Linked DNA regions of Homo sapiens: regions 1 and 2 are each linked to region 3. Evidence: chromatin contacts called from ENCODE Hi-C or POLR2A ChIA-PET data. All regions are on one chromosome and are shown on one strand. Each heading gives the region's core, a stretch centred on a gene start or an enhancer-like site at or near the end of the contact. The rest is flanking DNA. Distances are from core to core; before and after follow the strand shown. Region 1 overlaps ATP10A (ATPase phospholipid transporting 10A (putative)). Region 2 overlaps ATP10A (ATPase phospholipid transporting 10A (putative)). Region 3 overlaps ATP10A (ATPase phospholipid transporting 10A (putative)).

Evidence for each region. Hi-C counts contacts between places; a loop is a spot of excess contacts on that map. ChIA-PET counts read pairs that join two places held with the same protein, here RNA polymerase II (POLR2A). Pooled maps may share reads with other maps.
Region 1: a loop to region 3 is called in a map of OCI-LY7, with 4 times the contacts of the local background. The contact joins two enhancer-like sites. A Hi-C loop is called at or near these places in 20 of 168 maps with a recorded cell type or tissue (CD14-positive monocyte, Caco-2, GM12878 and 11 more), 26 of 37 single-sample maps with no recorded cell type and 32 of 50 pooled maps. POLR2A ChIA-PET finds 5 or more read pairs at or near these places in 7 of 52 experiments (AG04449, IMR-90, OCI-LY7 and 4 more).
Region 2: a map of naive thymus-derived CD4-positive, alpha-beta T cell shows a loop between it and region 3 (4-fold over the local background). The contact joins two enhancer-like sites. A Hi-C loop is called at or near these places in 8 of 168 maps with a recorded cell type or tissue (CD4-positive, alpha-beta T cell, CD4-positive, alpha-beta memory T cell, CD8-positive, alpha-beta T cell and 3 more), 13 of 37 single-sample maps with no recorded cell type and 18 of 50 pooled maps. POLR2A ChIA-PET finds 5 or more read pairs at or near these places in 8 of 52 experiments (CD4-positive, alpha-beta T cell, CD4-positive, alpha-beta memory T cell, OCI-LY7 and 4 more).

What each region holds. Positions count from the first base shown.
Region 1 is chr15:25,791,745-25,794,989 of GRCh38, reverse strand. All of the region lies in intron 1 of ATP10A (ATPase phospholipid transporting 10A (putative)), which reads left to right. Among named protein-coding and RNA genes, the nearest start is that of MIR4715, 55 kb to the left of the region's middle. Within about 2 kb of position 1,514, at least 3 of the 41 ENCODE cell types and tissues checked have a DNase peak (open chromatin) inside an H3K27ac peak, as active enhancers do; they include OCI-LY7, where a contact is called at or near this core.
Region 2 is chr15:25,808,942-25,811,985 of GRCh38, reverse strand. The region is part of intron 1 of ATP10A (ATPase phospholipid transporting 10A (putative)); the gene reads left to right. Among named protein-coding and RNA genes, the nearest start is that of MIR4715, 38 kb to the left of the region's middle. RefSeq lists an enhancer at 61-561. Within about 2 kb of position 1,250, at least 3 of the 41 ENCODE cell types and tissues checked have a DNase peak (open chromatin) inside an H3K27ac peak, as active enhancers do.
Region 3 is chr15:25,843,842-25,846,839 of GRCh38, reverse strand. The region is part of intron 1 of ATP10A (ATPase phospholipid transporting 10A (putative)); the gene reads left to right. Among named protein-coding and RNA genes, the nearest start is that of MIR4715, 3.5 kb to the left of the region's middle. RefSeq lists an enhancer at 924-1,765. Within about 2 kb of position 1,636, at least 2 of the 41 ENCODE cell types and tissues checked have a DNase peak (open chromatin) inside an H3K27ac peak, as active enhancers do; they include OCI-LY7, where a contact is called at or near this core.

The DNA.
Region 1 (3,245 bases), core at 265-2,764, 52 kb after region 3:
AGTTTTGGGCCTTCCTTAGAGCTGCTGTTCCGACCTCCAGCTGTGAGTCTTTGGACGTTGACTCAACCCCCTCTTCATCCTGATAATGGGAATGGCACACCTTCCAGGGACACTGCCAAGACTGACTGGTGACAATGACCCTGCAATGGCCTTTGTGGAATCCACGTGTGTGGCCTCCAGAGAAGATGACCATCTGCATGGCCCTTCTCACTGTATTTTACCCAAGGAGGAAAACTCAGTTTGTAGTTAGTTCTGCGTTTCAGCCTTGTTATCCATTCTCGGAATATTACCGGGTAAAGTCAGTTTCGCGAGGGCACTGCTGCTGTTGATGCTTGACTGGGAAAATTGACGTCGGCTTCCAAGCCGGGATTCACAAAGGTGTCTTAGGTCACTGCACACTGTGCCCAGGGAAATCATGTCTCCATGGTATATTTTGATCCATGTGTTAAAGTCCCCTCTATTCCCAGGGCTGGATCTTCCAAGACGGGGCAGTGTTTGTTTGCTTAAGGTACTTTACTGATCATACTCTGTAGCCCATTACAATTTAGGGATATTTGCAGTAAATATGTTATGGAGAAATATTGTGATATTTTTTGGAGATATTTCCAGAGATTTTTTTTTTGCTTCTTATATTTATTTATTTATTAAAGAGGTTGCTTTGTGATTTTTAATTCTGCGTGGTAGGAGAAGCCAGCCTCTGGGCAGGGTGATGTTAGTAAGGGACTGATCGGAGGGTGAGTGCTTTCAGTAAGTTGTTGCAAGAGAAGCCTCAGGGAAAGGCACATCTGAGGGCTTTGACCCAGGCTGCCACCTTCACATGAGTGAGAAAATCAATCTGCCTGTCTGGCTTTTAATCCCCTCATAATGAAAAATGAGAGAGAGGGACCTTATAATCAGTGAAGCCTTTTCATCTTCAGAATTCTGATTTAGAGGAATCAGGGGACTCTGGGGAAATGGTGTCCTGGACAAAACCCTTCTCTCCCTCCCATACACATCCTGAATGAGGTAGCTGCTGTATCCCTGGGCATCTGGGGCAGGACTTGGGTTCCCTGGGTCCCTAGACAGCACTGGTGGGGCATCGGAGAACCCTGGGGTGAGTCCCACAGAGCAGAGCATCTTGGAGGAAACTTGGGCTTGCAGAGGTCTGGGGGCCTCCAGTGGAAAAGAGGTCAACTGTGCATGCAAAGGCGACTGGATGCCCTGGTTCCCCAGGCTGATTTTCCCTTGCTTCTGAGGGAGGATTGGGGGAAGTTATGTGCCCACAACTCTTGGGAGGCCACTTCACCTTTTCTAAGAAAGGGATCTGCCATCACTTTAGAAAGCTGACCCAAGCATGCTATGCTAACCAAAATAGTAACCACTCATCCGCAGGGTCCTGGCTGCCAGGGAGCGGAAGAGGGTTTGGACAAACAGAACTCACACCCAGCGAAGTGGAGCTGCTGGGGAAGACCTGTGGCCACTTACAGAGAACTACTTATAATCACTCAGGGAGCACAATGAGCACTTAGAAGGGGAAGTGGGGAAGGTGGTCTACAAAAATAGGAACAAAAACTGCACAGTACTCAGAAACTTAACAAGAGGCTTAGGAGCTTTATGAAGAAAGTGGCGATATCTTTTTAAAGGGTGTAAGTGTGCATGAGGCACTGCAGCATCTCCCAGGGCCCTGGGTGGGATGGGAAGAGCAGGTATGATTGCAGTGCTCATTCTCCCAAGAGCTGCATGCATTTCTATCTGGAGGCTTCTCTTGGAATTGAATAAAATGGCCTTAACATTTATGATGCCTCCAAATGAGCCAAGACAGTCTTAAAAATAAGATTGAGGCCAGGTGCAGTGGCTCATGCCTGTAATCCCAGCACTTTGGGAGGCCGAGGTGGGTGGATCACCTGAGGTCGGGAGTTCGAGACCAGCCTGACCAACATGGAGAAACCCTGTCTCTACTAAAAATACAAAAATTAGCTGGGCATGGTGGCGCATGCCTGTAGTCCCAGCTACTCGGGAGGCTGAGGCAGGAGAATTGCTTGAACCTGGGAGGTGGAGGTTGCGGTGAGTCAGGATCGCACCACTGCACTCCAGCCTGGGGAACGAGAGCAAAACTCCATCTCAAAAAAAAAAAAAAGATTGAAAAGGAGCAACTTTTTGTAACAGATATTGGAACTGGGGCTGCAGGTGAAGTTGTGCAGGTAAAGATGGTCTCAGCGATGAGAGCCCTGCCCTGGCAGGGGAGATGGAACTCAAAGCAACAAAATTGACATTCCAAACAAGTCTCCTGGAGGTGAATTAACACTCTGGAGGTGCCTGGTGCAGTGCGTGCTTCGTGCTCTAAGATCTGAATTCTAAACGCGGGCCTCACCCTCACCAGGCCAGTGCTTGGGGGGTTGGGGTTGGACATCCACATAGAGGCTGCAGTAGGCCATCTAACCCCCGGGAGCATTTGCAGGGTCATTTAAATACATGCAACATCTGTCACCCACGTGGGTCTGGGGTTGGCCCCCTTTTCTATGACAAATGACCTGCATGGGTGTTTGTTGAGGCTTTGGGGCATCCCGCCTAAGCCCTCCTGGTGGCTATGGGACCTCAGACTGGCTGGGGCAGGGGGAGGGCTGGTGGCCACTGTCTTTGCAGAGAGCAGAGCAGGACCTCCCCAGTGTGCTGGCCCAGGGCCCTGTCTCTGGGCTCCACCCTGAGCAGGTACCTTTGCATGAAGACTCCTCTCAGCGCTGAAGCTAATGGTGGCACTGATCCAACATACTGTACTACCATGCCATGTGGGGTTGACATGAGAAAGGACAAGTAGATTAATGGAACCTAATAAGCCCAAATCAAATGATATTATCTGTAACAGAGTGGGTATGTAGGTTCAGTGGGAAAAGAACTAGTTAGCAATATTGACACAATTGGCTGTCTGGAAGAAGCAGCATTGGATGCTCAGGTCGTAACAGAGGAAAATGAACATCAGTTGGTTTGACCATTTAAATGTTTGTTTTAAAAAAAAAATACTCTGCACTCCTCCCACAAAAAACAAACAAGCAATACTTGGAAACAACATGTATAATACAGGGACATAGGTGACTGTCTTAGCCAGGCCTGGAGAAGTCAGATATATTTACCTATATAAACATCTGAAAGGATTATATAACAAAATTATGCTACAACTAGAAATGTTAAAACCGACAAACCATGGCTCTTAGAGAAAAATATTTCCAAAGCAAAAGACAGAAAAGGGGTTAATATTTTCAATATGAATG
Region 2 (3,044 bases), core at 1-2,500, 34 kb after region 3:
GCTTCTGCACCAGCTGGGGCTGGAGCGCTTTGCCCACTGGCAGCTTCCAGCCGTGTGCCTCGGTTTCCTCTGGCATCGGGGTGGGTGTGAGCTGTGTTGGCCCTTGCAGAGTGGAGAGCAGTCCATGCAGGTGCAGCCAGCTTGGACAGGTGCGTGATGGGAGGACAAGCCCACATCCATCTGGACGAGGAAGTGCTACGAGGTCAGGCTGGGTCAAACCTTGGTCTCCTTGCCACTGATAAACCACCATGCATGGTCCCTGGACTCTTGACGCCTGTGGTGTCTCTGGGCTCCCAGCGTTTTCTCCCCACAATCTCACAAGTGGTTTTTCACTTCCTTCTTGTAAACTTTCAGATCACGTCCCACCTATGCACTGGTCTTGCTACAAACACTTACCAAATAGTAGAGGGGAGTGTGCACTCCTCTAACAAGAGCTGCGTTGGATGGGCCCATCCACAGAAAGCCGGGAGGGATGCCCGGGTGTGCAGTTTCCACATGGGGAAGTCATTGGAAGGCTTCTAGCATGTTCCATGCCATTTGTTTTGTCTCCTCATCCTTACTTCTTGTTCCTTTTTTTGTTTCCTCCTCTCCTTTCTTCTCCCAGCTCTGCCTTATGTCTTTGGGGATCCTTCACTCCCTTGATGGCCTAGAACTGGGCAGAAAGAAAAGTTTGCCTCTGTCCTCCTCTTTCCTCTCACTCACTCCAATCCCTTATCCGCAGAGAGCCTGCTGGAGTCCAGGGAAGTCCGTTTCTGCTGGGGACATCCCAGCCTCCGCCTTCTGGGTCCGGGCAGTGCCCCTGGATACTGACTTCTCCCTCCCTGTTGTGTCCCACCTCGCGCTGAATCGTCCAGGACCTGTTTTGCTATTTTGTCTGGGGACTTAAGGCTGTTCATGGGCTTTAATCAATGCAAGGAAGTAAAATTCCTGCCAAGCTGCCCTTAAGGTCATCTGGGGGAGACCCCGCCATGTAACATGATCCTCCCGCCTCCTTCCAGCCCCAGCTTCATTATATGTAAAGCTAGGCTTCTGCTGACTCTCAGATCAGACCGTCCTGGCTTTGTGTGCCTTTGTAAGGCTGTGGTTACACCTGAGGATCTCGGCTGCCCTCCTCTTAGCTGTCAGACGTAGTTGATGGTGCTTGGGTCTTGGCTGCACCTCACCTTCCTGGCTCTGAAAATGAGTCACTAACCACCTCGATTCCTCGTGTTGGAATCCCTGGCGTGCTATTTTCCGTGGGAGGCTTTTACTTTTAGAACCTGGGCAGCCCTGGGCTCCTCGTCCTGCCCAGGGCGGTGCTGGCTCGTTTTTCAGACCGTGGTACAAACAGGCCTTGTTGATCTTGTGCCTTTTGTAGGCAGGTATGAGGTAAAGCCCTGGTGGATATATAACCTGACTTTAGTTTGGCTACTGCTTTCTTTGACCGGCTTTTACCCGTGTGTGTTTTCAACTTTTGCAAAACAGTCCCCGTGCCCAGAGTCCCAGTGGCACTGCTACACTTGGAAAATAAGCAACTAAACACATGATGCCCATTCCTAGGACATCCTCAGATTTAAAGGAACCATAAGAACCTCGGGCTGGGCTGGAACTGCTGATAAGCAGTGGTGACAGCTGAGCGGTGCAGGTACCTAGGGCTTGGTCCCGGTAGGTGACTCACAGAGCTGTCCTCCCTGTGGGCTCTGCCCTCTCGGGTGACCAGGGACAGGGAACGTTAGGGGATCTTAAGCCAGGCCCTTGGGCTTTCTGACAGCAGATCTTATTAGAAGGTCTGGGGGGAAATGAGGAGCATGAGAATGGTTTTCCTGCTCTAGCCCCGCATCCATCATCTCCCCAACACGTCCCCACTGTGGGTCACTGGGAGTGATCAGGAAGTGATGTGGAAACCCTCAGCAAGGGTTCTAGTTGCTAGGTGATGAGCCTAATGTGTAAGACTAGGTTCCACTATGGACGTTCCGTCATTTTTTTTTTTTTTGTAATGACCTTCTTCCCGTTTGGATGGTTCACCATGCATGTCCCAGATTTTCTGGAAGTGCTTGTAGCTCTCCAGCTTGGGCGACTTGGAACCTGTGACTACCAGGGCAGGCCACTTCTTCATGGGTGACCCAGGCAGCAGCGGTCCAAGGTGGAACTGAAAATGAAGGTTGTGGGAAACAGGACTAGGTGTCTCCAGTCCCTTCCTCACCTGTCATGTGTTTTAGGATCTTCCCGTGCTTAAGTTACAGTATGTTGCTGGAGACGAGAGATTAAATGCAGGAGTGGGGTTGTCTTCCTGCCTTCCCAGCCCGTCTGTGGGGAACAGCACTGTTCTCAGGCACGTAGTACATATATGGAACCATGAGTGAGTTTGAGATTTTCTCAAGAAGAAAAGGAAAATGAATAAAAACGAAGGGTTTAAAGCAGAAATTGAATAATGTATTACTTTGAAGATAGGCTTTACAAAAAGAATATCATTCTTGAATAAAGTAAATTTGCCCTGTTTATTCTTAAAAGCTCACAGCAAATTTTTGATGAAGCAGATGGATTTCTTAAATTAAGGTTTGATACTCCATTTGATTTTTTCCTTCTCTGTGATTTTAAAATAAAATTTATTCCTTAGAGAAAATCAGAGTAAAATGCATGTTCTCCATTCCTCCACCATGCAGTAAGCCGTGTCTGAAGGTTTGGGGAGTGCATGCCTGGGTCATGTCTCACCCCGCCCGACGTATGCTCCTCTCTCCCATCTCATGGGCTCTTCATGTGACATCCTGCAGGGCCCACCCCACCCCACACTCAGTTGGGCTCTTTCTGGTGGTGGCTTCATCCCATCTGCGGCCACTGGGGAGCCCTGACCCACAGTGTAGACTCTTCCATCCTTCAGGAAGCATCTGCAGGGCTCAGGTTTCAGGGACACAAGAGGGACATTCTCACTTAAGCATCATGTCCCCTCTCCCAACCCTGTGGCCCCTCTTCCATTAGACCCTTACTGCCTGTACCTGGCTTCTCCACATGCCCCACCTTCATCTCGTGGCCACGCAGTGAGAGCATCACACCCTCCCAACTACGTC
Region 3 (2,998 bases), core at 387-2,886:
TAAAATAAACCACAATTACAAACAAAGGTGGTAGTGTTTTTCTGCACTCCTGTGATGGTGTATGTTTTTGTGTGTGGGCATCACTTTAGGCACCACTACCCAGAACATCTTCCAGGAGCTTTATGTTGTGATGTCATTTTAGATCACTGAAGGAACATTGCACGTGTCAGGCACGTGTCCGGCACATGTCAGGCTAGGTGATTCTCATGCTGTCTCTTTTATCCAGGGATGTTTAGGAAGGCTTGAAGAACGCTCAGCAGTGTGGGACCACCACCATGGTCTACCCTCATGCCCAGGGGTGGCCCTTCTGCGCTGAGCATGTCAGTTCTGAAGGTTGAGGCATGAGGGGTGGGGCGCTCTGACTCCTCCACTTCCTGGAAGTGGACCACGTGCTAACTTGGGGCTTGTCACTGTCACACTGAGCAGCTGAGCTGTGCTCCACTGGCACACACAGCCTTATAACCTTAAGCGTGTTCTATCTTGTGCTTTACTTTTAAAAAATTGTTTTATTATGGTGAAATATACATAACATAAAATTAGCCATTTAACCCTTTTAAGTGTGCAGTTCCGTGGAATTCAATACCTTCACATTGTTGTGAGCATCACCGCCGCCCTCCTCTCCAACACTTTTTATCCTCCCAAACGGAAACTTTGTGCCCGTGAAACACTAACTCCCCCTTCCCCCATGCCCAGCCCCTGGCAACAACCGTTCTGCATTCAGCCTCTACGAAGTGGACTGCCCTGGGTGTCTCACGTGAGCGGAATCACACAGTACTTGTCCTTTAGTGACCGGCTTATTTCACTCAGCATCGTGTCCTCAAGGCTCATCTGTGTTGGAGCATGTGCCAGAGCCTCCTTTCTGAGGCGGACACCATTCCATTGCATGAACCCACCACCACATCTTGTTTATCCATTCATCTGTTAAGGGACCCTTGGGCGCTTCCACCTTTTGGCTGTTGTAAACAGTGCTGCTGTGAACATGGGGGTACCAGTGTCTGTTTGAGTGTCTTGCCTTTTTCGTCCGTGGAGACATTCTGCATGGATTCCGGGACGGCTTTGTTGGGGTGGTGCCTAGGGCAGCATGCACCCTGGGGACCCTCCCACGGTAGCATTTGTGCTGCTCTCAGGACCTCTAGGGAGGTGGCCCCTTAACTCACTATGCTGCTGCTGCCAGTGGAGAGGTGTCGGGCCCTGGCTGGGTGTTTACTCCCCTCCCTGTAGTCCTTTGGCCAGGGAGCCCAGGAGAGTTGCTGTCAGCATGGGTGGGGTCGGGTGCCCTGTCTGTGGTCTTGTTGCCTAGATGTCATCCCACACTTTCTCTCAACCTTGACACTTCTTGTAAGGCCCTGCTCTCTGGTAACAGGGACATGACTGTGAGCTCGAGGCAGAGTATGCAAAACAGTTCCGGGGAGGCTCAGTGTGTATGTTGGTGGAGGTGGCCGGGCCTTATCACAGTTAACTTCGGCCATCACCCAGGTGGCCTGACACACACACACACACACACACACACACACACAAACACACAAACGGTCCGTGCTGATTTCCTGATTTTGAAGGCTTCACTTGGTCTTCTTGGCCTTTTGTTGAATATGTCACTGCCACCTTCGTTAATACATTCAGTCTGTGTCCCTTGTGCGTGCCCAGATTCCTGGCAGTCAGCAGTGAGAAGCTGCCTGCCAGCGCTCCCCGCAGTTCCCAAGAGGCACCAGCCAGAGGGGCTCTGTGAGAGGCGAGGTCTTGCTTGGTGAGTGTCCACCTCATCACACACTTTCTCCTGGTGTTTGGGGGGGATTTGTGGAGAACCACTTTCTCCGGGTATTTGGTAGGAGTTTATGGAAAACCTTTTCATTCATCCCTTTGCTATGGCCCTTGTTCAGGCCTGTGCCCCTTGGATAAAATCAGAAGCACACAGTGACTGGGGATGGGAGGGACAGGGAGAACAGCCATGCCTGAAACCTGTCATTTAAGACAAGCTGAAGCCACCTCATGTGCCGGTGCAGGCTGCCAGCCCCTCCTTGTCTCATTTTGCAGACAGGGGCTAAGCATGTCCCCAGACGGCAAGCCACAGGGTCCACAAGTGCTGGCTGTTTGGCAGCTCGTGCACAGCCAGGTCTGCCCTCCTCACTGCTCGCCCACCGCAGCCTCTCAGGGTGGTCCAGCCAGGAGGGGCAGGAGCCCTCTTCTTCCTTTGCCACTCAGGGTGCATGGGGCGGGCAGGAGGATCAGGTTGGGGGGCTGCACCCTGAGTAAGTGCTTGTTCTCCCTACATTTTAAAAGCTCACAGGAAAATGGAGAGTTTTTCCTGAAAGAAAACAATTTCAATTATTTGGTTTACTTTTGATTACCTGGACAATTAATATCCCTTTATTTTAAAATATGACATCATAAAATCAAATGGACTAGGAACATGGTGATAAAATAGAAAAATATCTCTTAAACTTCCTCAGTTTAGGAAGACCCATAAAATTCCCTTTTACTTGCCTCATAATTTAACTTGAGGTTGCAGTTTATGAGTCCTCCCTTTCGTAGAGGCTCCAGCTGGCAAAGACGTGCCGTGGAGAGAAACGCACCACCTGTTCCCTCAGGGTCCCTTCTACTGAATGGCAGATTCTCCCCTCGTCTTTATGAAAATGTTCAAATTGCAGTGTTGTGACACATACCCCTTGTAAATAACAAATATGCGAGCAAAGTGTATGACAGAGGTATGTTTTAATACCGTGTGCTTTGTGGCCTTGTATCATTAGTTTCTGAAATTTTGACTCCTTCATGTTCTTGGGGTGACAGTAAAATCAGGTGATCTCTCTATTCGATTTGTCTTGAACACAGGTATCCACTGTGGTGGGCGCTGTCTCAGTTTTGGCGGTGGGTGATAGTGTCATTTCAGACAAGCACTCTAAAACAGCTCCGCGAGACCATGGGAAGCAGGAAATCGGCTAAAAGGGAGACTCCAGCCCTTCCAGTGCCTGGTCCGTGTTCTTGAACTTAGTTTCTTGTGTTA